Regions from separate parts of the Mus musculus genome. Here regions 1 and 3 are each linked to region 2. A link is a loop called in an ENCODE intact Hi-C map of the cell type or tissue named here. Cell type or tissue: left cerebral cortex. All regions are shown on one strand.

Region 1 (8,000 bases), 230 kb after region 2:
CTCTGCCCGGCCTCCTGGGTTCATGGAGACTCAGCCATGGCATCCACTTTTTTAGCCCTCGAATTATGAGGTGTGATGTCTTTAATAAGCCCCTTTTATAATAAGGGAGATTTAATATCATCGTCATAAAAGGATATACAGGGCCAGAACTCACAAATGCAAACACCTTTTCTGCCTCAAGAGTTTACATATGTGTTGTGGGCCTATGGTGATGCTGTGGTTTTCTTCTCCATCCCTCCTGCTCTTGTGCCTTGAAACTGGGTTCATTTCATTGCTTGTATTTGCCTTGTTCCTGTTTTATTTTGGACCCCCATTGACCAGTTCCTTGATAATGAGCTGTGGCAACCTCCACCCTTGCTACGAAACCTGCTTGCTTCTCCATAACTCATTGAGCGAACATCAAAGCTGAGCAAAGGTCACTGATGACGGTTTGGACCTTTTCAGTATGCAGATTTGTAACGGCACAAATCACTTCATATCAGCACAATAGGGTTCTTAACTATTTGTTTTATCACTGCCTGCTCAATATGTTAAGCTGTAAAATAGAAAATTTTAATTTACATGAATTACTCAGAGCTTGAGGAACGAATGTTAAGATGTTAAATTCCAAAGTGCAAGCTCGTCTGTTGGGCTGTGGCTCTGGGCCCTGAGTGAGCAGTAAAGTGTGTCTTGGAGCACAGGAAATGGATCAGTGCTATCTGACGGGCTTTAAGACTTTGGTGCTCTTAATAGACATGTTGGATATATTTTAAATAAATATAACAAGAATATGGTTTTCAACCTACATATATTTAATTACTATAGAATAACGATGCTGGCAGTTATTAATAAGTAATACAAATCAAGTTAAAGTTTAAAGGAACTGATGTGTTCGTCTTAGTCAAGTTAGTTTTCTCTGCCAGGTAAATTCATCTGGAATAACAAAAAACCTAGGATAGCAAAAACTCTTCTCAAGGATAAAAGAACCTCTGGTGGAATCACCATGCCTGACCTAAAGCTGTACTACAGAGCAATTGTGATAAAAAACAAAAACAAAAACTGCATGGTACTGGTATAGCGACAGACAAGTAGACCAATGGAATAGAATTGAAGACCCAGAAATGAACCCACACACCTATGGTCACTTGATCTTTGACAAGGGAGCTAATACCATCCAGTGGAAAAAAGACAGCATTTTCCACAAATGGTGCTGGCACAACTGGCGGTTATCATGTAGAAGAATGTGAATTGATCCATTTCTATCTCCTTGTACTAAGGTCAAATCTAAGTGGATCAAGGAACTCCACATAAAACCAGAGACATTGAAACTTATAGAGGAGAAAGTGGGGGAAACCCTCGAAGATATGGGCACAGGGGAAATATTCCTGAATAGAACAGCAATGGCTTGTGCTGTAAGATCGAGAATTGACAAATGGGACCTCATAAAATTGCAGCGCTTCTGTAAGGCAAAAGACACCGTCAATAAGACACAAAGACCACCAACAGATTGGGAAAGGATCTTTACCTATCCTCAGTCAGATAGGGGACTAATATCCAACATATATAAAGAATTCAAGAAGGTGGACCCCAGAAAATCAAATAACCCCATTAAAAAATGGGGCTCAGAGCTAAACAAAGAATTCTCACCTGAGGAATACTGAATGGCTGAGAAGCACCTGAAAAAATGTTCAGCATCCTTAATCATCAGGGAAATGCAAATCAAAGCAACCCTGAGATTCCACCTCACACCAGTCAGAATGGCTAAGATCAAAAACTCAGGTGACAGCAGATGCTGGCGAGGATGTGGAGAAAGGGGAACACTCCTCCATTGTTGGTGGCATTGCAAGCTTCTACAACCTTGCAATCAGGAAATCAGTCTGGTGGTTCCTCAGAAAATTGGACATAGTACTACCGGAGGATCCCACAATACCTCTCCTGGGCATATATCCAGAAAATGTTCCAAATGGTAAGAAGGACACATGCTCCACTATGTTCATAGCAGCCTTACTTATAATGGCCAGAAGCTGGAAAGAACCCAGATGCCCCTCAACAGAGGAATGGATACATAAAATGTGGTACATTTACACAGTGGAGTACTACTCAGCTATTAAAAAGAATGAATTTATGAAATTCCTAGGCAAATGGATGGACCTGGAGGGCATCATCCTGAGTGAGGTAACCCAATCAAAAAAGAACTCACATGATATGTACTCACTGATAAGTGGACATTAGCCCAGAAACTTAGAATACCCAAGATACAAGATACAACCTGCAAAACACATGAAACTCAAGAAGAACAAAGACCAAAATGTGGACACTTTACCCCTTCTTAGAATTGGGAACAAAACACCCATGGAAGGAGTTACAGAGACAATGTTTGGAGCTAAGACGAAAGGATGGACCATCTAGAGACTGTCATACCCGGGGATCCATCCCATAATCAGCCTCCAAACGCTGACACCATTGCATACACTAGTAAGATTTTGCTGAAAGGACCCAGATATAGCAGTCTCTTGTGAGGCTATGCCGGGGGCCTAGCAAACACATAAGTGGATGCTCACAGTCAGCTATTGGATGGATCACAGGGACCCCAATGGAGGAGCTAGAGAAAGTACCCAAGGAGCTAAAGGGGTCTGCAACTCTATAGGTGGAACAACAATATGAACTAACCAGTACCCCCCCTACACACACACACACACACACACACACACACACACACACACACACAGGTCGTGTTTCTAGCTGCATATGTATCAGAAGATAGCCTAGTAGGCCATCATTGGAAAGAGAGGCCCATTGGTCTTGCAAATTTTATATGCCTCAGTACAGGGGAATGCCAGGGCCAAGAAGTGGGAGTGGGGGCGGGGAGGGGAGTTTGGGGGAAGGGTATGGGGGAACTTTTGGGAGAGCATTGGAAATGTAAATGAAGAAAATACCTAATTTTAAAGAAAATTAAAAGGCAAGAAAAATCCTGAACTAGCTAGGTAGTGGGGAAGAAATGCTGAACATGGCAGGCATAACTGTCAGCTGAAGGAAAGCTCACAGTGGGGTGAGGAAGCACACTTAGGAAAACAAAGAAACTCTACTGTGAGCAGAGGGGACACTTAGGAACCCAAAATATGCTCTGTCTCCGGGGTGTGTCTCTTTAAACCCAAGGTCAGGTTGGTTAGTTTCTAGAAAGGTGGGATGGTTGATTGGCCCAGAACTGTGTCAAGGTTCAGAACTTACTCAGATCTGGCCTTGAACTTGATCAGCTCTATCAGCTCGGGCTCTACAGGCAAGAGAAAAAAATGCAAGGCCTTTGTCTTAAGCTGCGGGGCTTTGTCTCAGGTCAGGGGTTTTACTGTCTTTATTACCCAGTCATGTCCCCCTCCCTGTCTGCCCTACCAGGAAATCTGTCTAACCCCTAGTTCTTAGGGTGGGTGCTGACCAAAACCATTGTTAGAGGCATTTTTAGCAGATGGGATGTATTCAATATTGTTTGTGAGGCAGTGTCACGTGACGCTCATGGTTTCACCTCCCTCTCCACACATTGTGCTGTTGCCGCCCACTGAAACCTAGGCTCTCCTGCATGCTTACTGAGTGCTTTACCTGTGTGCCGCTTCCCTAGCTCTTGAATTTTTATACTAATTTTCTTTTTTTTTTAAGATTTATTTATTTTATGTATATGAGTACACTGTGACTGTCTTCAGACACACCAGCAGAGGGCATTGGATCCCATTAGAGATGGTTGTGAGCTACTTGGACTCAGGACTTAACCACTGAGCTATCTCTCCAGCCCTACTAATTTTCATATGAAGATATTTTTGGTTAAAGTGGGTTAAAGCTTCAGAAGTGCTAGGGTTGTTTATGTAATGAGTTTGAACATTTTGTTAAAATGATCACCAAAAGGGGTGTGTGTGACAAAATTCAAGTCAAAGCCAGACATAGTGCTCACTCTTATAGTCCCAGCACTTAGAAGGTTGAGGTGGAAATTTGTCCAATTTTAAGGCCATTTGGGCCACCTAATGAGTTCCAGGCAATGCTGGACTACAGTAGAAGACCATACCCCCTCCAAAGAGATAAACAAACAAACAAACAAACAAAAAACCCAAGAGTCCTTAAACAGGTTGAGCACACTCACTTATTTATAACTTTTTATCCATTATTGTCCCTGGGCAAGTTCAGTGGTTACTAGCCTAACTACACCTGGACTGCATGTGTAGTCAGTACTGTTTAGACATAGGAAGATGTACGGTTTTATTGGTTTTACCTCCATAGACACCTGAGCCGTGGGAGCCAGAACATCCTGTCTGCCTGTTTTAAGATGTGTCTGGTGTGTAGTGGCAGGAAGAAGTCTGACTCTCAGTGATCTCACATCTGGATGTTCCTTTTACAGATGATGCAGTCCCTCAAGGCACTGATTGAAAATGCAGACGCTGTGTATGAAAAGATCGTGCACTGTCAGAAGGCAGGTGAGTGGAAGTTCCTTTAAAACAAAATTAAGACCATCACCTGTTTTCCTCAAAATTATGTCTTCCCTTTGATACTCTGTCAAGAGGAGAAATAAGACAATTATTTGTCCATGGCTAAAGAAAACACTAATCCAGCGGTTCTCAACTCCAGTTAATGGATTTCCCTGGATACATCAACACTGGTCTGCAGCACTGGCTAGGAGATTCGTAACTATTAAAAATCTGCAGGTGATCTGAGCATGGTGGCTTACGTTTGTAATCCCAGCATTTGGAATTCCAGGGTAGGATAGGGAATGTAAGGCCAATCTGATCTACAGAGTGGGGCCTTGTCTCCAAAAAAAGCAAGATCTCCAGGCATCTCTAGCATGAGGTTGTGGCCGAGAGCTGCATTAATCTCTTCCTCAGTTCTGTTCCCGCAGACATCCTGCCACTCACTTGTGACTCTATTGTGAGGGGGACTGGAGCAAAGGAATGGGCTTTTTCAGGGAGCCAGCCCCTTTACAACTGCTTAGTGTGGGTGCAGATGTGGGTAGGCGGGGTGGGCAACATCAAAACTTAGCTATATAGTCTTCCCACTTTTCACTCCAAGTATCAGATTGGTTCTAACATGAATATTTCAAGTTTTAAATAAGGCTGAATTTGCTTCTGAGACCTCTTTAAAATACAGAGATTTTTACAATTGCTATGCTTTTGGTTCATTTGATTTTTGTTTTTGTTTTTGTTTTTGAGACAGGGTTTCCTTGTGTAACAGCCCTGGCTGTCCTGTAACTCACTTGTAGAGCAGGCTGGCCTCAAACTCACAGAGGTCCGCCTGCCTCTGCCTCCCAAGTGCTGAGACTAAAGTGCGCCACTATACCCAGTTTAATTGCTGTGCTTTTTAAAAAGTCACTTTTTCCATAAATGAATTAAAGTAAATTGGAAATAAAGGCATATGTGAAACATTTTGGTATTCACTGAATGAATATTCATATTTGTGACTAATCAACAAACTCTCAAATCCTTGCCTTGGGTTTTTTTTTCTTCCTCTTCAGTAAAGTACTGTTAGCAAAATGATGTTTTTATTTTTAGCCCTTTCTAAGCTAGTTCTCCCTACAGTATCCACCCAAATGCCATTTTGGCATGACATTATCCTACAGGGAGTCATACATTAGATTACCAGGGTGTCGGGATGCAAATCTGATCTCCACACTATGCAACAAGGCCATCACCCAAGTCTCCTACCATGTTGCCAGCATTACAGAAGACCCGTCATACTCCATCTGCTCCTACACTTAATAAATATGTTTTGAACTTCTACATGCATAAGGCTCTTAGTAGCTCTTGCATACCAAAATGTAGAAAATAAGTGAGCCTAGTTTTATCCTTTTGGAGTCTTCCAATCATGCACACTATCTGAAAATGTTCATGGCCAAGATGCCTCGTTGAAGCGACGCAAAGCCATTGGTGCTTTGAGCCTTTCAAGGCTAAACAGCTGTGTGTAGAGAATTTCAAAAGGCAGAATCGAATAGGGCAACTTGCAATATGGAGGAGCTTGAGAAAGCTTGAGGAAGGCACAGCGGTGCCTGGTGCACACAGGTAGTCCTTCTCCTGGCCTGTCCCTGCATAGTCAACCCCATCGAGTTTCACAAGCTCTCCCTTTAGTCAGACTCTCTGTGCTCCTCTGCCAGCTAGTAGTACTTTTGCAGTTACCCAGTGTGTCTGAAGACCTTTCATGATTCCAGGGTTCCTACTAAAGCATTCTCTTGGGCTCTTCAACTCACTTGTTTGTTTCCAGTTGATAGAACTTCAATTATTGTGCATTTTATTAATGCATTCCATCTTCTGAACAGGATAGCTTCCTACAACACCAACATTGTATATTGTTACACTCTGTATCTTACCCAAGACATCTGTTCTAGCCTTCTGTGCAGAGTGGTGACTTGAATGTTAACTAGCAAAAATGTGATTTGACTTTTATTAAGTATTCTGTTAAGCACATGTATAAGTATTTTTGAATTTTGTTGAATTTTAAGCGGGAACTGTTTATTAATTCAGTTATTTGATTATGTCAGTTTTGCAGATTCCCTGGTTGATGAAATTTGATTGATGTCTTCTATAATGGGTTTTTGGTTTTTAGCTTGATTTTAGTAACGAAATGCTTGCTCTACTAAGCAGAGTGTCCTACCCCAGGGACTGCTCTGGTGATGAATAGAGAGTGGCTGCTCAGTCAGTCTCCAGGTGTCCTAGGCATAAGGACATTACTAGTCGAGCCAAGATTATCTTTTGGTTGCCCTTGCTACCTACGTAGAAATACTTAGAGCCCTGGTCTTTCATTTCTCATGCTTACAGTTATTGTAAGGGCATACGATCATTAGTCATATGAAGACTTGGTAATTTGTACTGAGTTCAGAAGATGTCTGTATAAGATTTTGCTTTAGAAGTGATTCTTACAGTGTTTACAGAACTTCGGTCTTGGAAAGGAAGGTATAGGTCACCAAAATAAGAAAGAGCTGCCAAGTATTTCTAGCTTTTTAAACACAAATTTATACTCACATTAGATAACATTTCATTTAAACGGCTCAGTGAAAATAGGAATTCTGACCAGTGTGACCCCGGGGAGTCTAGGCTGGGGCTCCCTGAGGTTTAACAGATTTCAGGGAGAGAAATGTTTTCTTTGGTGTTAAGTAGAGAGGGAGTTGGGCAGGCAAGGTTTTCTCTCTAGTGAAGACCTCCAACCATGATGGGCTGGCAGTCTGTAGCCTCTCCTCCATCCAGGGAGACAGAGCCTTGCAGGTCAGAACTGGCCATGGGAACAGCACTGATGGGTGGCAAGGCTTCTGCAGTTGGTTCTTTCAGGAGAAGCTGGTGGCAGAGAGAATTTGGGGGTGGGAGGTGAGGAAATTTTTAATAAGGAAACTCTGTTCCTAGGAATATGTAGCACTCAGTGAAGTGTAAGATGTTAAAAGACACACACACAACACACACACACACACACACACACATACACACAACACACACACACACACACACATACACACAACACACACACACACACACAGAGACACATACACACACACACACAACACACACACACAACACACACACACACACACACACACACACATACACACAACACACACACACAGAGAGAGAGAGAGAGAGAGAGACAAAGACAGGCAGAGTTAGGCAGAGGAATAGGGCAGATCCTTTTCTGAGACAGCAGAGCAATGTGGTTTTTAGAGACAGGCAGAGAGTATTGCACAGGGAAGCCCTGCCTCGTGGGAACATCAGGGGAAAGGGCAAAGGGAACTTGGGACAGGGCTGGGCGTGGGTGTCCCTTCAGTCGGGGCTCAGCAGTGCCACCTGAAGCTGCAAACTGGGCCATGCGAGGTGGTGTGGGAGGCAGTGTCTGAACACCATGTGAGTAAAACCAAAATATAAATAGCACAGGGCTATTCAGGAATGAGTGTGTCTACATTAACACACCCTTTCTCGGGCGAGTAAATGGTCAGGGGCACAGGAACTGAGCAGGAACCTGCAGAGGAAGAAGCATCATAAAAAGTATTTTTAAAACATGTATAAACACTG
Region 2 (8,000 bases):
CAGGTAGTAATATGTCCAATTTTCTGAGGAACCACCAAACTGATTTTGATAGTGGTTGTACCAGCTTGCAATCCCACCAACAATGGAGGAGTGTTTCTCTTTCTCCATATCCTCACCAGCATCTGCTGTCACTGAGTTTTTGATCTTAGCCATTCTGACTGGTGTGAGGTGGAATCTCGGGGTTCTTTGATTTGCATTTCCCTGATGTGTAAGGATATTGAACATTTCTTTAGGTGCTTCTCAGCCCTTCGGTATTCCTCAGTTGAGAATTCTTTGTTTAGCTCTGTAGTCCATTTTAAATAGGGTTATTTGGTTTTCTTGAGTTCTTTATATATATTGGATATTAGCCCCCTATTGGATTTAGGATTGGTAAAGATCGTTTCCCAATCTTTTGGTTGCCGTTTTGTCCTATTGACAGTGTCCTTTGCCTTATAGAAGCTTTGCAATTTTATGAGGTCCCATTCATTGATTGTTGATCTTAGCACATAAGCCATTGGTGTTCTGTTCAGGAGTTTTTCCCCTGTGCCCATGTGCTCAAGACTCTTCCCCACTTTCTTTTCTATTAGTTTCAGTGTCTCTGGTTTTATGTGGAGTTCCTTGATCCACTTGGACTTGAGCTTTGGACAAAGAGATAAGAATGGATGGATTGCACTCTTCTACATGCTGTGTGCCAGTTGAACCAGCACCATTTGTTGAAACTGCTGTCTTTTTTCCACTGGATACTTCAGTCCTTCTTAGAAGGGGGATCAAAATACCCATGGGAGGAGATACAGAGATAACATGTGGAGCAGAAACTAAAAGAAAGGCCATCCAAAGATTGTCCCACCTGGGGATTCATTCCATATACAGTTACTAAATGCAGACACTATTGTGAATGCCAACAAGTGTTTGCTGACCGGAGCCTGATACAGTTGTCTCCTGAGAGGCTGTGCCAGTGCCTGACAAATACAGAAGTGGTTGCTCACAACCATCCATTGGCCTGAGCACAGGGTCTCCAATGGAGGAGCTAGAGAAAGGACCCAAGGAGCTGAAGGGGTTTGCAGCCCAATAGGAGGAATGACAATTTGAACTAACCAGTACTTCCAGAGCTCCCAGGGACTAAACCACCAACCAAAGAATACACATGAAGGGACCCATGGCTCCAGCCACATATGTAGCAGAGGATGGCCTTGTGGGACACTAATGAGAGAGGTGAGGTCCTTGGTCCTGTGAAGGCTTGATTCCCTAGTGTAGGAGAATGCCAGGGCAGGGAAGAGGGAGTTGGTGGGTTAATGAGGAGGGGAGGGGGGATGGGATAGGGTAGTTTTCAGAGGGAAAATGAGGAACAGAGATAACATTGGAAATGTAAATAAAGAAAATATCTAATTTAAAAGGAAAAAAAGCAAATGACAACAAGAAATGGTAGGTTAAGAAGAAACTTAAAACATAGTAGATATGTGAGAAATGGGTAGGCATGAACCAAGGAAAAGCAACCAGAAGGAAGAAACATCATACGAAATAGCAGAAAGGAGGGAGCTGGTTAGAAGGACTTTTAAAAAACTCTGATGTCTGAGCACTGACAAGAAAGGCATGTGACACATGATGATCTAAGTAGACAGGCAGGGGACAACTGTGCCATGCTCTGCATAGAATATTAAAGATTGGAAGCTTCACTCTGAAAACAGTGCTGCGCCACCAAAGGTCTCAGACATTGTAAAATTATCACCAAATATATGTTATAACATATACACAACAAATTAGAAGATCAAGCATAGATAAGAAAGACCAGTGGCCTCCAAGAGTTCAGCATGAGTGTAGCTTGATCTAAATTAACACTGGAGAAAATGAAGTAAAACGGAAGGAAGGGGTCTGAACCTCATCACAGAGGCCAAACTCAGGGCTAAGGTGAAGGTTTGTCTCAGAAGACTATGCGTGGAGGAAGAGGTTTTCCTTGTAAATGTTAACTTTTTAAATGTGTGGGGTGCTTTCAGGATATTCTTTGAGAATATCCAACAATGAGTTTCGTTCTCTTAGATCTTCCCAGCTCCATCCTCCTTCCCTCTCAACTTCCAACTCCACCTACCCAGTCTCTCTCTCTCTCTCTCTCTCTCTCTCTCTCTCTCTCTCTCTCTCTCTTTCTTCCTCTCTCTCTCTCTCTCATCAGGTTCTATTTGTGGCGCCCATATATTCATGGATGTATGGCCTTCCACTGGAGTTTAGTTGACCTATCAGTGGTTGTCTTGGTTAGGGTTTTACTGCTGTGAGCAGACACCATGACTAAGGCAACTTTTATAAAGACAACACTAATTAGGGCTGCCTTACAGGTTCAGAGGTTCAATCCATTATCATCAAGGTGGGAGCATGGCAGTGTCCAGACAGGCATGGTGGAGGAGGAGCTGAGCGTTCTTCATCTTGTTTTGAGGGTAAATGAGAAGACTGGTGTCTAGGCATCTAGAACAGGGTCTTAAAGCCCATACCCACAGTGACACACCTACTTCAAGAAGGCCTCACCTACTCCAACAAGGCCACACCTCTTAAGGATACCAAACCCTGGGCCAATCATACACAAACCATCACAATGGTTAATGCTCTTAAAGAAAGCTTACTCTCCCTCTCCAATGTCCACAACTAACCAATGTGTAGTGAATTAGAGCCTTCAGCACCTGCAGGCTTAGCTGGGATAGCTGTACTCTACTCTTCTTCCTAAGGCTTAGAGATTATTATGGAAGATGGATAGAAAGATTCTAAGAGCCAGAGGCAGCAAATGAATGCAAGAAGCTGTATCCTCGGGACACAAAAGGGCAGCTGGACTTAAGCATCCACAGTGGTTATGGCAGCTTGAACAAGCCCAGTGCAAGCTCAAGCCAATCAAGTCCTCTGTTCTTTATAATATGGAAACTGAGAGTAGCATCTAGGCAGAGGGAGGGAGGTGGGGCTTTAGCACACAGCACTTAACCGAAGCAGCGACCCGATAGTCACTCAGGTCCACTGTACTTGTTCTGTCTTAAGAACTGTTTCAGAAAGCAAACACTGTGGGCTCTTGGTTTAATATATTCTATCAGTGTCATGTGTTGGAATTCAGAAGAATTGTTACACAGCAGCTTCCTCTACTATCGGAACATTCTATCCTACAGGAGACTTCTTAAACAGGAAAGTTAACAACTCAAAATAGATATAGGAAATCCCTGAAACTGACAGGATTCACCAGGCTCCTCCCTGCCCAGAGTGAGCACTAGACGCTGAGATTCCCTCTCAGACCAACTAAGGGGACCTGCAAATAAGACTCAAGACCAGACCAGCTGCCTGGAAGAAGCAGAAACCAGCTGAGCTAGCTGGAAGAAGGTTAGACCAGAGCCACCTGGAAAGGTCACTCTCCAAGCTGTTGAGCTCCCTGTAGGCTGTGCATGTGCTCCAGGTTCCCAGCTCTGTGAACTGTCACCCGTGCTGGGGTGGGCCTTGGTGGTGCAGCTGTCTTTGGGTCATTTCTATTCCTCTAAGTAATCCTTTACCTATATACCTGTAAGTAACCCCAATAAGACTCATTGTTTCGCCAAGTTGGACTTTGGTGGTGTCTATTGTGGGTTTCCTACGTAGGGTAAATAGACATTTGTGTTGCATCTTCCAAGAAAAAAAACCAAAACTTTATCACACAACAAATATCTGCTCCATTCTGGAGATATCTCTAGCCATCTAGAAAATGTGATGGGTGCTATATCCATGGGATTTTAAGGGGTGAAAACTCCATCTCTGTGCAGTCCCCTGGAATCTCTCTTAAGGAAGAAGTAAACATATCTCCCTATTGTTTTGGAGTCCAGGAAGGTGACAGACTGGAAAGTATACATATATACATATTAGACAGTGTTCTCTAGAGGAATATAACTTACAGAATGAGTCTATGCCTACACAGAAGGGGGATTTAGTAGACTGGCTTACAGGCTGTGGTCCATCTCATCCACATAGCTGTCTACCAACAGTAGGTCCAAGAATCCAGTTGTTGCTCAGTCCATGGAACTGCATATATCAGCTGGTCTTCAGCATACACTGGAATCCTGAAGTCAGCTCTAATGCCATTAAGGAATGCGCTGGCCAGCAGGTTAGGCACAAAAGTTTCCTCTTTTCACGTCCTTACATAGGCTTCCAGCAGAAGATATGGCCCAGATTAACGATAGATCTTCCGAACTCAAAGATCTGGATTAAAGAGACGTGGGTCCTCCCACTTCGGATGACTTAATTAAGGAAACACTCCCTCACAGGTCTGTCCAGCCATTCGTGGCTTAGTTCTTTTCCAGTGTTAAGCTGACGACCAAGAACAGGCACCACAGGCTGTAAGGTCTCCTCAGGAAAAGGAAAACCTTAGGAAAAGGAAAACCTGATCACTCCAATGTTACCTAATTTACTCAGCACCTTCCTTGTGCCAGGAGCAGCCAGAGTGATCAAATGGGGAAACTGAGTCTGTCAGATGTCATCTGGAAGAGAGAAAAAACCCACATTGTATGTTCCTGTGGCCACTGATACTCAAACATATGTGCATTCCACTGCTTTTTCTTGTTTGGGGATTAACCATGAGTGTTAGCACTTCTATTTATAACTTAATTTTTTAAATGATTTCAAAAAGAATTAACTTCCGTTCTGACTCTGATGTAAGGCTAAAGAGCTAGTTGAAACACAATGTGGTCCCTGCCCGGAGTACATTAAAATAGCCCAAAGTAGCTGTCAAGGCATAAACAGCTCAGGAGAAAAGCATTGCTGTGGCTTTACAGAACAGATGGTCCGATGACGTCAGTGTCTCCAAATTACCTGCAGCCAAAGCAGATGGAAAAAATTAACATGGAAGCCAGGCCTGACGGCAGGCAACAGTCACAGAGGACATCGGTGGAGGAGAGCAAAATGCTGTCTTCCTTTGCGTTGTCTTAAGAGCTTGAGGGACCTTTCCCTTTGTGCAGATTTCTCAAATGAATGACAAAGCATGGTTCCTACCACCAATACAGGCTGGAGGAAGTAGCCTTTTGTAATGTCCCTGCTGCTAAAACACAGTGATTATAAACAGAAGTGATTTGAGTTGGGGGGATGGCCGAGTGTCCATTGTACAAGCCTTCAAGGACTGGGGTCAGAGTGCCAGCACTCACTCATGCGCTGCTGAAGTAACGGCGAGGGGCAGAGACTGGCTGACATCTGAAACCTGTTGGCCAGCCAGTCTTGCTGAACTAATGAACTTCAGGTTGATTGAGAGACCCTAGTTTTAGAAAAAAAAATGGTGGAGAGTGATTAAAAAAATTGCCTAAGTCCACACACAAAAGAAAAGAAGAAAGAGGGAGGGAGGAGGGATGAAGAGAAGGAGGGAGAGAAGAAGGGAGGAAAGGAGACAGAGAGACAGAGTCAGACAGACAGAGACAGAGAGAGATGGGGATAGAGAGACAGAGAGAAAGACATTTTTAAAACTAAATCAGGTTTATAAAAGTTTCCCTGTTAAGGACATTTTCCGGCCAGCTGCAGACCCTTTAGTAACCCCACCACCACACACACACACACACATATACACTTGCTGTCTGTCACTCAGTTAGTTATCTACTACAAAGTAACACACTCCACTCAACGAGTGCCTGGATTATCTGGACTGTAAGATCTGAAATCCTGGGGCCGGAATCTCAGAGCTTTGTATTAACAGACAGTCTTTAGCAATCCATCACTAACGGGCAGTGTACAGAGGTGGCCTGAGAGTCCATAGGTCTCTTTGAAGCCACCACAGCTCTGCACACCCCCAGAGCCCCTAACTCTTGCCTCTTAAGTATAGACTACAAGATACCAGGCTTATACACAACAAAGTAGAAGAAAAATCAGAAGGACCTTAAAACAAAATTTCATTTAGTGTTTTCTACCATACTTGTAAGTGTCCAATTTCATGACAGCACGGCCCGGAGCCGTGCTGTGGTGGTTTAAGATCCAGGGAAATAATCCCAAGGCGAGAATGTGAGGACACGAAATCCTGTAGTGATGTGGGCAGTGGTGGGGGTGTCTCTGGAAGTGACAATGGGGGAAGAGAAGAAACAAGACAGGAATGGGAAACTCACACCTCCGAGTCACCCCAAGCAAGAGTGAGGGAGCTAGCTTGTCTCCTCCAACGCTCATGCCCATCTGTCACCAGATGGGAGCCGCTGCCAGGGACACTGGCTTCCTTCTAGTTTTGGATCTTCCAGGACAAGAGAAAGCCCTCCAGGGGAGAACGGCTGATGCTTACTGAGGCCAGAGGATGCTGAGTAGTATGTTAGTCTGCTTTGTATCACTATAATGATACCCAACACGGGGTGCTCAGTAAAGAGGTTTGTCTAGTTCACTCTTAGAGGCTGAATCCCAAGATCAGGTGGTCCAGTCTGTTTGGCCTGTGACAAGTTGTTCCTCTCACCCCGACCCCCACTGCTACATAACAATGTGAGAGAGAAACAGAAAAGGAAATCACGGCCTAAAGAGACGGCCAAGCACATGGACTGGCCTTACACTAGAAGAATTCATTCTAGCAAGACTATGTCCATGAGATGAGGGCCTTCTGCGGGTAAGAGAGCTACCTCACCAGCTCCCATCTCACCTCTGCCACAGTGGGGACCAAATTTCAGCACACACACACTCAGCTGTATCTGAACCAAACAGGGGTGTGAGCAGAACACAGACAGCTTTCACTGTAGTAAGCTTTGGATTGGGGTTCCCCTCTGTGTGCTTAACCACACATCCTCAGACAAGTAAGTCTCTGCCTCAACACCACCAGATATATGAACATCAAGCCCAGCCAAATGCTAGCAATCGCCATGCTGGCTATGTAGGAAGCCTTAGAGATATGGCGTTATCGTATTTTCTCAGTTGTGTAGCCCTGGCACACAAGTGGGACTCTCTATGTAAACCAGACTGTCCTTGAACTCACAGAGATCTACCTGCTTCTGCCTCCTCTCAAGTGCTGGGATCAAAGGCAGGCACCACCACATCCAGTTTCTCTTTGCTGTGACCAAATACCAGACAGAAATAAAGAGAGTAATTTGTTTAGGTGCTTATAGTTTCAGAGACGTCTGTCCACAGTGAGAGGCAATGACTAGAAGTTCAATCAATGGTCACCAGGAAGGAGGAAAAAAGGGATCCAGGAGAGGCTAAGGCAAGACACAGTGTCCAAAGACAGTTACCAAGTTCTCTCAAGGGGCCAAGCCGCTGAGTAGGTCAGAGTCCCTCAGATGTATCTCATCGTTCCTGGAAATACCCTCAAAGGCCGACTTACTTGTTCATTACTAACTCGCCGGGCATTTCTCAAGCCAGACAGATTGAAATTAAGATTAGCCACGCTAGTGTAGGGAATGTGGAATTTAGAATCACATCAGTGCTACAACATGTAAGGACTTCAGACCACACTTTGGCCAGCTTCCTCATTTCACGAAAGAAGCTTAAAGATGAGGGAAGTACTTATCGCAAGAGAGTATGGAAGGGGGAGCGTGTGTGTGTGTGTGTGTGTGTGTGTGTGTGTGTGTGTGTGTTTGTAGTATGGATATGTGTGTTGTGTGGGTTTATGTGGTATGTTTGTATATGTGTGGTGTGTGTGTGTGTAGTTTGTGTGTATGTGTGTGTAGTATATACAGTGTGTGTAGTGTGTATGTATGTACAGTGTGTATAGTATGTGCAGTGTGTGTGTGTGTGTGTGTGTGTGTGTGTGTGTGTGTAATGTGCATAATACTGGGTTAGAGAGTGGCTGCAACAGACTTGCACACTGGGTACCGCTCCACGTGCAGTGTTCCCTCCAGCATCTTGGACTGACTGCCTCCGAATTACTCATAGACTACAGATCCAGAAGGGAGACTGAATTGTCACTCTCTCCTTCAAGGGCTTTTCTATTACCATGAATTAGGAGTGGCTGCCATAGTGCTGCATTCAGAAAGAGTCTGAGGATGGGGTGCCTCAGGCCAGGCATGTAACTGATTCCAGTGTCTATTGAGTGCATGTGTACTTGCTAAAGAAGGAGGTAGACACATGGAATAGTGATCCTGAAGCTA
Region 3 (8,000 bases), 240 kb after region 2:
GACCAAGCTGAGTGGATTTGTCTTACCTAAAGCAGATAAAGACCCAGCACTCCTCTGTGTGGGGAGGATAAACAGAGTGTCAGACAGACCTGCCTGCTCTGGGTTCAAGTCTGAAGCCTCTGTCTTTATTTGTGGACAGGCTCCCCAGAGCCTACTGTATCCCTGGGAGCTGCAGTCACCAGATGAAGAACTTGTCACCATCATCACATGGCTCTCTCACATCTTTGTTTAGTCTAGTACAGAAAACTGCAAGTCACCAGGAAGGCTCCTGCTGACAACAGTTTACTAGTGTTCACTCTAGAAAGATTTGCAGAAGGAAAGACAGAGGCCTATGACTTGCCTCCTGATGTCTGGGTGTCTCTCAGCTCTGTCTTACAGAAGTGAAGCCTGTCCTCTGTTGAGTGTCTTGGTCTGTGAGTTTAGTCTCTTAGCCCTTCTCTGCCTTGCTTACTTCTTGGTTAACATACCATTCCCTGACAGCAGCTTAGGTGCAATGACCTAAGATCAATTGCATGAGCGGTCTTTTAGGATAACTTGCGGTCAGCAGCTTAAAAACATTAGCAGGCTGGAGAATCATTTCCGATAATGCTCCAGGATGTGTAAATTACAGACTATCTGCATGAATTTTGAGAGAAGGAGAATGGTTTCTTAACTCTATACCTAACTTTGAAGGTGATATACAGCTACACCCTTTTGAAGACAAGGCCTTGGGAGGCTGTGTCAAACACCACCCAGACCCCTATGGAAAACTTAATGTGTATCTTCATCCCTGAAATTCAGTAAATAACCATCAATGGTCTCCAGGTAGCCTTTCTCTTATACATTCAACAGACCCTCTCCAAGACGTGTGCCAAATGACTAGCAATCATCAGCGAAAGCTTTGGGGGCTCAAGAGGTAGCAAGGCCAGCAGCATCGTTGCACTGTTCCTACTGCCTGCCTCTCTCTCTCTCTCTCTCTCCCTCTCTCTCTCTCTCCCTCTCTCTCTCCCTCCCTCTCTCTCTCTCTCTCTCTCTCTCTCTCTCTCTCTCTCTCTCTCTCTTCCTTCATAAGGAAGTATAAGGGAAAGGATCGCAAAGGTGACACCTCATTCACAGCTCAGAGTCCGCAAGCAGCTGGTCTAGAAGTCTATCTCCTGGCACATCCTCTTTACTCAATCCCTGACATCACCTTTTGCACTGGTGGTGTTTCAGAGGGTAGTCAGAACCTCCTGGAGGTAGGGTCCCTCTTGAAATATTTCATATACTGCTCAGCAATCTAAGTATTATCAGCATACTACAGGTTGAGAACTTCTCTTTCTGGGAGAAGTAGAGCAGACCTTCTGGTACATTCTTGGCCGGATGTCTGTCCCCTGTGCACTCCCCAGGGACAGAGTGACAGCTTAAAAGCAGCATGGACTGGCTGGGTGACTGAGTAATAAGCAGATTATCCTTCCAAGACATTGAATCCTTTTTTGTATATACCTTTCATTGGTGACATTTTTCCTGTTCCACAAATAAAAGGGGAGGGAAGTTGCAGGGGGCTTTCCCTTTCTGATGTACATGCTTTGTGGTCACATTCCAAAGTTGTACTCTTTGGCTGTGTCTTCCTCTGCTTTTCCTTGGTAATCATAGTCTCTGAGAACATTCTTTTCATCTAAATAGCAATTTGATGGTTTCCATAGGGATTGAAGGTAGGGTCAGCTATAGTCCTCCTCGACTTTTAGCCCTGCTGTTCAGATAAAGAACTATGGTTGCTATGTATGTTATAACTACCTGCTGCAGCTAAGAACCATAATTAAGTCCACAGACAAATCACTTTTCTCAGACAAATACTAGAACATTTTTAAAATTCACACATAGGTTATCATTAGATCTAAGATAAATTAGCATAGGTGACCTCTACATGTTTTCTAGCTCTCCAGTGCCAATCTTTAATATGAAATTCTTAGAACATAATAAATATAATAATATAAAATATCTTATATTTATAAAATGTATAATATAGAATTATATAAGATATATAAGGAGTTGTAAATACTAAAGGAATAGGACCCTTTCAGGGTTTATCATAAAGGTGTGCTACCAATATATGTGAGCATGTTATTCTGACTAAAAAGAAATATTTGGTTAGGACACAGAAGAAATATTTAAAAACTCAGGTTGGGTCCAATGATGGAACTTTAATTCAAGGCTAAAGCATGTGGGTTGGTCTTAGGACAACACCCCAGTGTCTAATTCAGGAATTACACAATCATGCTTCGCTAGCGCTCCATCCGTCATCAGAGCTCACTAGTGCACCCCATTGTGTCCCACACTTGCAGTTATAAAGCCCATTTCAGTTCCTGCCAGTGTCTTGAACACTGGAGGGAATATACAGGCAGTGGAGATCATTAAATAGTTAGAAACCCATCCTTAGTGTTTCTAACTTTCCTGGTGTTCTGTTCCCAACCTGAGGTGTCAGCTTAAACAGGCATTAGGTGTGAAATACTATTTCATGTGTGCTGCACATGTTGTTCTGAAAGACCTCCGTGGGGATAACCCCACCCGAGTCACGAGATAGCGCACACCCAAAGAATCACGAGAGACCATCTTGATGCAAACACACGAGGTAGTTTAATGACGGAGCTCCAGGCCGGCATGTATCTCACACAGGAGACAGAGGTGTCGACCACGAGGCTCAAAAGCTAGGGGTTTATATAGGAAAAGGGTGGGGGTAGGGGAAGAATTGGCGTGGCTTCACACAATTGGACAGTTTAAACATCAGCAAACTGTATGTGCAGATCGAGGTAACAGCAGAGCATCTAGTTAACATTTAACCCATGTCAGAAGGGCAGGAGATAGGCAGGCGCCGGGCCAGTCCGGACATTCTTGTATGTCTTCCCTAACTTTATGGCTAGTTGGTTCCTGGGATGACTTTACAGCCTTTGTTCTTTGTTCTAGGCCCAAAAAGCCTTCCTAACTAGCAAGCCACATGAGTCATGGACCTTGAATTTTAATTTTCTTTCAGTTCACAGTACAAGGGTCAAGTGGAAAGAGCTCTTGGATTGGGATGAAGGTCAGACCTGTGTAGAACAGGCTGTCATCCAAATCAAGGAGCTGCTTGAATGGGAGAATCCTCTTATGAAGAAAGGGCTGGAAAATGCAGGAAATCCAGGACATGATCAAGTCTATGATTCAGACTGATAAGGTCACCCTTTTTATGGTTGGTTTTGTCAACATGACACAATCCAAAACCCTTTGGGGAATGAGCCTCAGGGAGAGACTACACCTCAGAGTGGCCTGTGGATGTTTCTTAGGAATTGTCTTTATTCCACATTAATTTATATGAGATCACCTGTTATGGATGGCACCATTCCCTGGGTCTGAATCCTGAATTGTGTAACAGTAAAGAAAGAAAGCTAGGTGAGTAGTGCTAGGCACACATGCATTCATTTCTCTGCTTGCAACTGGAGATGTGATGGTAGTGGCTGCTTCGGGCTTCGGCCACTGGGACTTCCTTGTGGTGATGGCCTGTAGCCTGGAACTGTGAGCTGCATGAGTCCTTTCTTCCCTATGGTGCTGTGGTGCTGTGTCAGCATATTTTATCCCAGCAGCAGAAGGAAGCCAGGGCAACTCTGAGAGCTTAGCAGCACCCTCCCACTGACACCTGGCCCTGCTCTGCTCTCTTCCCTTTAACAGCTATTACCTTCTCACATACCTTGTAATTGCTCATATCCATAAACAGGGTCTGTTTTCTTTTGCCTAAAGTCCTCAGGCTTGGGCATCTGTTTATTCCACACACTCCAGACACCAAGAACGGTGTCTGGAAGAGCTTATACAAAACAGTAAAACCCTCTGCCGTCACATGCACTGCCATCGCCTACAGATGAGGCTGGGATACAGGCACAGGCTGTCTACTGAGCTCTTAGGTTAGCAAATGTGGTTATTAGACACATTGAACAGTTTTCTGTGTGGCCCAAACTTGCAATCTGAAGGCTAGGCTGATAGTATTTACTAGTAAATTACTTACAGGTAGTAGGATAAAAAGGGGGGAATGGGAATGAGTCGAGATCTTTGCTCCAGCCTCGAGAGATGGAGCTGCTATTCACTATTGTAGCAAACCTGGGCAGTATTGAGAGGAAAGATCAGAGTCTGTTTGGGGTGAAGTTAAATGTAACTTCCTGACTGACTTCCCAGTGTAGAGTTGAGAAGACAGGCCAAGGCTAGAGATAATAAATTTGGGAACCATAAATATAAAGGTGACTGTAGGTTGAGACTGTGGACTGACCCTCCAGCGCTTCTGTGTCAGGAGATACAGAATAAATACACACACTTGAAGTGCAGAAGCCTATGTGGCCAGGTGAATGTGCTGGCCTACAGAAGAGATGAGGTGTGCCAAAGGGATGCTGACTGCCCTGCATCAGATCCAGGCTAATCAAGAGACCTCAGGACCCTTTACACACACATTGTGAGAGCTTGGAAGGACATCAGGGGAAATTTTAACTGTCTCAGAGCTGGCATGCGTAACTTGAGTTCAAACATAGGAAAGCCACACAGACAATTTCAGATCTGTAAATTACATGTATTTTGAGTCAGCAGTTTAATTTTTTTAGGAGCTTTGTGCAGATAGGATTACATACTTGGCAAAGTTTTCTTTGCAGTATTGAGAACAATCTCAATTTTCAACAAGAAGTCCCTGCTAAAGTATATTATACATATGTATAATGAATATTATATGCAATATGTATGTGTGTGCATATATAGGTATGTATTCACATACTATATGCATATATGTAAAAATATGTGCATAATAATTTTATAAAATATATATTATTTGCAGTATTTGTTTTAAAAGATGGGGCTAGAAGCACAGAGCCTATGGCTGTGATATTTCTCTGGAAGGCTCCTGAGGTAACAGCTCAGCTGGAGTGGGGCACGGAAACTGATAGATGGAGAAAGGAAAGACACTTTCTGTGCATTGATTTGTAGGCTTAAGCTTTTTAACTTGTTGTGTCGTACTGTCTATCTAGAAGTAAATAAAATGGAAGAGAACTGCAGACGGGGCGTGGTGGGGTACTCTCTGTAGGGTGTGGTTATTTATGTCAATAAATGTATTTTTCATTGCTTAGAGCAGACCTTGGTTTTTGCTAGTGCTAGTAGTCTACCATCTCACCAATGAAGGGAAAAGAGCAAGCAAGCCTTATCTCAGTAACTGTGGTAAGGTGGCCGCTGCGCGTCCCTCTGTGACGGGCGGGACAGGAGGAGCATCTCGCTGAGCTTAGTTCTTCTGTTACCCAAATGAGTCACATGTCTGTGCATGATGGTTAAATTCCAAAAAACATCAAGTTATGCAACTTCGCTCACCTAGATTTGCCCAGATGGAAAATGCTGGCGGAGGGAGAGAGACTCGTCTAATTCATTCACAAATTGTACTGCGGTGGATTCGGCATCACACAGATCTTGCCATCCATCTGGTTTCAGGGCTATATTTAAAAGAGCTGGTTTATCTATTCTGTCTCATGTGGAATAGGATTTAACAGTTCAAAATCCATCTTAAAATAATTTGGCTTTTGTTAATGCCAAGATTGTTTTGGGAAGATGGCCAAGAAAAGGAGACTACAGCCCTGAACCATTTGGGAAGTAACTAGGCATTTCCACACCTCCACAGGATGAAGATGAAATACCCTTGTGCTCACATATACACACCAGACCTCACCAGGGCTGGGCAGAGGACTTAATCAAGGCTGTGTATCTAAATGTACTGTGTGGAAATTCGTTAAGGAACCCAATCCGGATTTCATTTCAGGGCAGTGCGTTGTGCCATAGCATTTTCAATGTGGTTGGTGATTTTCCCTCTGCTTATGTCCTAAACATCCCTGTCATGTAGATTCTATATTCTAGGTTACAAACAGCCCCCTATACGGAATTTGGGGAATTGGAAATAAATTAAAGTTATGCAATCTAGTTAAGTTTTGAGACCATTTATAAATTGGACTCTTTGATTTCACTTTCCGTCTTTTGAAACATAGAGATACTCTTGTGATTTTGTTTGATGGGAGAATTTTTTTTTTAAAGAATAGACAGCAAAGTAAATTTTCTGCTAAGAACTAATTATTCGTGTAACCACAACATTTTCAATCAGGAGCTAATTGAATCCACAGATATAGAACCCATGGAAGCAAAAACCTACTATACTTAATTTGGTAAGTTCTAAATAACTTTTTAGTTTAAAAGGTAAAATAAAACTAATCTTTAAGTACATTGTTTTAAGATCAATGTACCTCATGACTGTTGAAGTTGTGTGCTGTATTTAATCTCCTATATTTAGAATTTATAGAAGATACCATAGCCAGGATGTGTAAAAGGTCACCTGTGTTATATTTACTTATGGAAAATGGCTCTGATTTCAATGAGATGAGGAAACAATACTCTGTTTCTGACTTAGTTCCATCTCCTTTACACAGCAAGTTGCTTCTCTGTGCTTTTGTTAACCATAGTTAACATATGTGTACATAGATGTGCATATGCTGGGCCTCACACTGAGGAATGACGACGGGTTTCCAGTGTTATTTGTGCTGAGATGAATCAGTAGTAAGCTTCGATGTTTCTCTTCAGTGTGCTCTGGTACAGCTGTGGATACTTGTGCTCTTGTTTCAGGCTGGTTTCATTAGCTCATTTGAAAATTGTGTTCCCATTTATTAATTTTGAAAAACATGACAGTCTACCAATGTTACCTTGACTTTTATCATTAAATCTGAAACTCAAAAACATCCACTTAAAATATTTAAATTATAAAGCATTTTGAAGTACTCTTTGGATAATTATGTGGCCAGATGCCCATTTGCATCAGAAACCTGAGCTGTTTGGATTTTAAGGAAATGGCATGTGGAGAATCAGTGACTGGCTTGAGGTGATCCTCAGGAAAGCGTCTCCCTGCAGCAGGGTAAGCTGCATTCGGATCTCCAGAGCCCGTTGAAAAGGTGGCTGTGGTGGGCTTTTGTAACCCTCTGCTGGCAATGAGGCAGAGCCGTTCAGTGTTCCCTCGTCAGCCATGTAGCCAATCTGCGACTTCCCTCAGAGACCGTGTCTCAAAGTCAGGTGCAGACTGGCTGAAGAAGGGCACAAAATTTCAACCCCGCCTTTACACACAGGTGCACAGGCACTTGTAAGGTACAGTCCACAAACCCACACGTATGTGTCCATGTATTCACACACACAGGAAAAGCACTTTCAAAAGTGTTTCTTTATATAAACATCTAATTGACACACTTTCATATGATCATAAAAGTTTTTAAACTGTGTGTTTAAGAACTGCAGTTACAAACCTAAAGTTAATGCCTCTATGGCCTCCAGTATAGACCAGTGGACTAACATGGTTCTTTCTCATGTGGCCTGTGATTTGAGACTGAATTAAACCTTTGGACATCACCTAACCAGGGATTTTCCATTTGTCGTTTCCTTAGTTCCCAGTGTCATCACAATGAAAGTATTTAAGCAGGTTCTCTCCTTGGTTAGTATCCCAGAGGTAAAATGACCTACTGTTCTTCTCTGAGAGCAGTCTGTGTAACCAGAGGAATCCAACTGCAGGGTTGGGGGGCACAGAGCAACCAAGGCTTTAAAAGTCTGAGTTGTTGTTGTTTGTTGTTGTTTGTTGATTTGTTTTGTTGTGATGGTGGTGGTGGTGCTTTTTGTTTTTAAACAAAAAGAGTAACCATCAGGATGGAGGGGTTGCTCAGTGGTTAAAGAGCTAGTGCCGTTCTCCCAGAGGACCTGAGTCTGTTTCCCAGGTACTGCCTGTAACTCCAGCTCCAGGAAAATTCAGTGCCTTGGCCTCTTCAGACACTTGAGCTTACCCATACACAGGCACACACACACACATACATACATACATACATACATACATACACACACACACACACACATACACACACACACACACACACACACACACACACACACACATACATACAATGTAAAAATATGTTTTGAAAGAGCAACTGTGGCAGTTCTCTGTGAGATTGACCATTTGCTGGCTCCTGGGC

The links. Hi-C counts contacts between places; a loop is a spot of excess contacts. Peaks named below come from ENCODE experiments on the same cell type or tissue, not always from the same donor. Only the 100,000 strongest peaks of a DNase experiment are listed, where the experiment ranks them.
Region 1: a loop joins it to region 2, with 6 times the contacts of the local background. A loop is called at or near these places in 4 of 42 quality-filtered maps.
Region 3: a loop joins it to region 2, with 12 times the contacts of the local background. A loop is called at or near these places in 3 of 42 quality-filtered maps.

Annotation. Positions count from the first base shown.
Region 1 is chr17:50,635,759-50,643,758 of GRCm38, forward strand. Plcl2 (phospholipase C-like 2) reads left to right here. Exons shown (of 6, transcript NM_013880.3): 4 at 4,358-4,433. Among named protein-coding and RNA genes, the nearest start is that of Plcl2, 130 kb to the left of the region's middle. In left cerebral cortex, a CTCF peak has its summit at 3,683 (motif pointing right); DNase peaks (open chromatin) are centred at 5,593, 7,266 and 7,812; H3K27ac peaks cover 2,160 bases.
Region 2 is chr17:50,402,698-50,410,697 of GRCm38, forward strand. No RefSeq gene overlaps it. Among named protein-coding and RNA genes, the nearest start is that of Gm31015, 17 kb to the right of the region's middle. In left cerebral cortex, no CTCF peak of the experiment used is centred here; DNase peaks (open chromatin) are centred at 4,127, 4,746, 5,636, 6,053 and 2 more places; H3K27ac peaks cover 2,979 bases.
Region 3 is chr17:50,645,384-50,653,383 of GRCm38, forward strand. The region is part of intron 4 of Plcl2 (phospholipase C-like 2); the gene reads left to right. Among named protein-coding and RNA genes, the nearest start is that of Plcl2, 140 kb to the left of the region's middle. In left cerebral cortex, no CTCF peak of the experiment used is centred here; DNase peaks (open chromatin) are centred at 71, 3,604, 3,737, 4,923 and 2 more places; H3K27ac peaks cover 4,067 bases.